2 separate regions of the Homo sapiens genome follow, and region 1 is linked to region 2. A link is a loop called in an ENCODE intact Hi-C map of the cell type or tissue named here. Cell type or tissue: transverse colon. All regions are shown on one strand.

Region 1 (2,500 bases), 670 kb after region 2:
TTGCCATGTTGACCAGGCTGGTCTCGAACTCCTGACCTCAGGTGATCCACCCACCGCAGCCTCCCAAAGTGCTGGGATTACAGGCAGGAGCCACTGCACCCGGCTGAGTCTACCATTTTAAAACCTTATCCTACCTTGCTCTCGACAAGGTAACCTCTCCCTCCTTCTTGAAACATGTTTTTCTCTTGACTCTTATGAAACCAAGCAGTCTTGGTCTTCCTCCTACCTCACTGACCTTTGCTTGCTTCTCCTTTCCTTCTCACTTTCAAGAGTTATATAGTCTTCTGCCCAATTTTTAAAAATATTCTTTTTTTTTTTTTTTTCTGAGATGGAGTCTTGCTCTGTCCTCCAAGCTGGAGTGCAGTGGCATGATCTCGGCTCACTGCAACCTCCACCTCCTGGGTTCAAGCAATTCTCCTGCCTCAGCCTCCCTAGTAGCTGGAATTACAGGCACCCGCCACCACACCCGGCTAATTTTTGTATTTTTAGTAGAGACGGGGTTTCACCATGTTGGCCAGGCTGGTCTCAAACTCCCAACCTCGTCTCGGCCTCCCAAAGTGCTGGGATTACAGGCATGAGCCACCGCACCTGGCTAAAGATATTCTTTGGTGAACTCATCCAGTCCAATGGCTTGCTAATAATTCCAAAAAACATTGTGAGCCTCACCATCTCCCTTGAGTTTGATTTTTTTTAATGTAAAGATTACTTACTCTATATCCTTACTTGGAGGTCAAATAGGCATCTCAAGCTTAACACTGCCAAAACAACACTCTTGATTTGCCCCCTACAATCCTGCTGCTTCAGATCTGTTCCATCACATTTGATGAGACTGTCATCTATCCAATTGCTCAAGACAAAAACTTAGGAGTCTTTTTTTTTTTTTTTCAGAGTCTCGCTCTGTCACCTAGACTGGAGTGCTGTGGTGCAATCATGACTCACTGCAACCTCCGCCTCCTGGGTTCAAGCAATTCTTGTGCCTCAGCCTCCCGAGTAGCTGGGACTAATGGCACGCGCCACCACGCCCAGCTGATTTTTTATTTTTAGTAGAGACGGGGTTTCGCCATGTTGGCCAGGCTGGCCTCAAACTCCTGACCTCAAGTGATTCACCCACCTTGGCCTCCCTCCCAAAGTGCTGGGATTACAGGCGTCAACCACCGCATCTAGCCTTGTTAGCAATCATCTTGATTCTTCTCTCTCCTTCACACCTCATAGCAAATCCTATTAATGCTACTTTCAAAATACATCTCATATTCAACCACTTCCAACCACTGATATACCACCTAGTCCAAGCCACCACAATCTTTTTAGGAAAGTACTTCTATAGTCTTCTAAATGACCTCCATGCATCTGTGTTACCGTGTCCCATTAGCCATTCTCCAACCAGCAGCTAGAGGGAGCTTTAGAAAATAATAAATCATACCACATCACTCCTGTGCTTAAAATTACCCAATAGTTACCCTTCAATTTTATAATAAAGATCACAAATTCAGTTTTAGGCTTGCTGAGCTTCAGAAATATGAAGCATGTAATTGTAGATATGGAGAAAGCAAGGAAATGGCCCTCAAAAGAGATTTGGGCTGAAATTACAAAGTGGCATAACTTATTGGCATATGGATAGATATTGAAAATCACAGATTTGGAAGAGAACACCTCAAGTAAGTTGAAAAGAGAAGGGTGGGGACACAGAACCAAGAATTGAGAACTCTCATACATAAAGTCCTGGTAGAAGGGAAAGAGTTGACAAAGACGACTAAGGATGAGGCCAGACACATAAGAAAACGAGACCTGACACCCAGGAAGCCAAAAGGGAAAAGGATGTTTAAAAATGAAGGGAGATCAAGGCAGATGGAGATTTTAAAATGTCCCTTTGACTTGACACACATAAGTCATTTGTGGGTTTGTTTGTTTTTGAGATGGAGTCTCACTGTCGCCCAGGCTGGAGTGCAGTGACGCAATCTCAGCTCACTACAACCTCCACCTCCCGGGTTCAAGCAATTCTCCTGCCTCAGCCTCCCAAAGTGCTGGGATTAAAAGAGAGAATAGGAAAAAATGCTATGTAGATTAAAGTATACATGGGTGGGTCTAAGAAGATGACTAGGAGAATGGCACTTTAGAAAGAAGAAATGGTATGTACAGAATCAAAAAACAGTGTAGCACAGGAAATTCCAAGTTTTTAAAAAATCTCTCCTCTCAACCTACCTTGTTCCAAGAATTTAAGGCAACTAACTGAAAATACTTCTGTATAGCTGAAATATAAAATGAAAGACATAAATGCGGAGGGTAAAGAGGTAGAAAGGGACAAATAGAGTGAGGGTAAGGAGGAAGAATCAACAACACAATTCCTTATCGAATTGTGACCAATTCTATAAGGAATGAGTAAAAGGAAGGAATCTAATGTGATTCCCACATTTCTGGCTTGACTCACTAAATTGATGATATAGCCATTAAATTAGTCAGGATAAGGAGCACAGGATGAAGTAACAGGTTTGCCAGGAAAAAT
Region 2 (2,500 bases):
AAAAAATTAGCCAGGCGTAGTGGCAGGAGCCTGTAGTCCCAGCTACTCAGGAGGCTGAGGCAGGAGAAGGGCATGAACCCAGGAGGCGGAGCTTGCAGTGAGCCGAGATCACGCCACTGCACTCCAGCCTGGGCAACAAAGCTAGACTCCGTCTCAAAAAAAAAAAAAAAAAAAATCTCCTAGCACTTTGGGAGGCCAAGGCGGGCAGATCACCTGAGGTCAGGAGTTCGAGACCAACCTGGCCAACATGGTGAAACCCAGCCTCTACTAAAAATACAAAAATTAGCCAGGCATGGTAGCACACGCCTGTAATCCCAGCTCGGGAGGCTGAGGCAGGAGAATCACTTGGACCCGTGAGGCGGAGGTTGCAGTGAGCTGAGATCGCGCCACTGCACTCCAGCCTGGGTGACAAGAGCAAAACTCCATCTCAAAAAAAAAAAAAAAAAAAAATTAGCCAGCCATGGTGGTGGGTGCCTGTAATCCCAGCTACTTGGGAGGCTGAGCCAGGAGAATCTCTTAAAACTCAGGAGGCAGAGGTTGCAGCGAGCAGAGATCGCACCACTTTACTTCAGCCTGGGAGACAGAGTGAGACTCTGTCTCAAATAAATAAATAAATAAATAAATAAATAAATAAATATCGATGGAATTTTAAAAATGAACAAAATTTTTCTAAAGTTCACCTGAAAAAGTAACAGTGGGAAAAAGGGGAAAACTATTTTGAGAACGAATAATGTTATACTAGTGAATGTAGTAATACAAGAAAATTTTCAAAATATATTAACTTGTTTAAAGTACATTACAAAATGTCATGGGCATAAATTCTGTTAAAACATAAATTATCCATAAAAAGTGGCTTGTAGCAGATATAGCAAAATGTTGTAAGTGGTTATCTTTTGGTGAAGAAAATAATGGACTTTTTAAAAACTCATCTGTTTCCCAAATTTTCCAAAATAAACGTCAAATATACCCGTATAATACATTACTATTGTATAGAGGAAGAAATAATAGGTGCTCCTTTTATAAAAACTCAGATAACATCTAATTCTTCAGGAAGTCTTTCCTTGTCTAACCCCATCCCTCCAGATCTGGACTAGGAGGCTTTTTACTATTTTCAGATACAGTATCATAATTATTTGCTCTTCTCTATTCCAACTTTGTAAGAGTTTGATAAATAAAACTGTGTCTTTTATTTCTGTATCTCTAATACAGGAACTACTATGTATCAGGATGCAATGAATAAATATGAAAAAAAGAAATAAATAAGAAAATTCACAACTTCTTCTACCACCACTAGAGGGAACCACATTCCCTTTAGTGAGCTCCCTCTAGGAGCTTTTATCTTTTTAAACAAGACTGTTCAAATCTAAGAAACCTTCTAGAAGGGATTATCTCCTGATGGGGACTGTTATAAACATTCCTAAAAATGATATGTCTATCCTAAAATTAGTCCCAAAATATTCCAAGATATTTTATCTTATCCAAATACTGGACTCAATATCTGCTCCATACATTTTGGCACTAATCAAAAGCAATTTTATTGGTTATCAAATTGTAGCCTGTGTCTGTCTTACCTCCACAACAAGAGAGTAAGCTCATGTTTAAGATCATTTCTCTCACATTAACCAGCTCAGGTATAATCACTAAATTTGTGCAAAAACACTTTATTTTAGTTAAAAGGTTAACATGCTCCCTTCAATCATGTGCCACACTAAGAAAATCCAACAGGCAACGTTCCAAACTTACAAAACACAAAAGTTATGTGTTGATTCTAAGAATACTCTCAGATTTATTGAAGGTTTCAACAGATAGTGACAATAAAAAGCCTCTCTTGATACACTTAAAATATTAGCCTGGTTTTCGAATTAAAGTGGTAGCTACTTTTACAAGGGATAGTTACGATTTAGAGAATAACAGCCTATTCCTGATGAGACTTGGGAGCCAGACACGTCAAATTAAGGGGAAGAGGTATCTCCAGAAGAACGTGGAACTGGGATTTGCTTCATTTTTTTTTTTTTTAAGTTGGGGGCATCTGTTACTTGCAGAGCTCTGTGTTGTAAGGGCTGGAATACACGTATAGTTTAGAAAAAAAAAAAAAGACCAGGCCAGGCGCAGTGGCTCATGCCTATAATCCCAGCACTCCGGGAGGCCGAGGCAGGCAGATCACAGGGTCAGGAGTTTGAGACCAGCCTGACCAACATGGTAAAACCCCATCTCCACTAAAAATACAAAAAAAAAAAAAAAAAAAAAAAAACTAGCTGGGCATGGTGGTGCACGCCTGTAACCCCAGCTACTCAGGAGGCTCAGGCAGGAGAATCGCTTGAACCACAGAGGTGGAGGTTGCTGTGAGCCGAGATCACGCCATTGCACTCCAGCCTGGGTGACAGAGCGAGACTCCGTCTCAAAAAAGAAAAGAAAAGAGAAGAGAAGTAAAAGACCAGTGGCAACAGTAGTTAGTAGGTCTCCAGCACTGTCCACCAGGGGCCTGGTGGCTACCAGAGCT

Evidence for each region. Peaks named below come from ENCODE experiments on the same cell type or tissue, not always from the same donor. Only the 100,000 strongest peaks of a DNase experiment are listed, where the experiment ranks them.
Region 1: it touches region 2 in a loop (3-fold over the local background); 37 of 110 quality-filtered maps call a loop at or near these places.

Annotation. Positions count from the first base shown.
Region 1 is chr7:130,083,158-130,085,657 of GRCh38, reverse strand. The region is part of intron 1 of KLHDC10 (kelch domain containing 10); the gene reads right to left. Among named protein-coding and RNA genes, the nearest start is that of KLHDC10, 14 kb to the right of the region's middle. In transverse colon, a CTCF peak has its summit at 1,410; no DNase peak of the experiment used is centred here.
Region 2 is chr7:130,757,440-130,759,939 of GRCh38, reverse strand. The region is part of intron 3 of LOC105375508 (a long non-coding RNA gene); the gene reads right to left. Among named protein-coding and RNA genes, the nearest start is that of KLF14, 24 kb to the right of the region's middle. In transverse colon, a CTCF peak has its summit at 1,288 (motif pointing right); no DNase peak of the experiment used is centred here.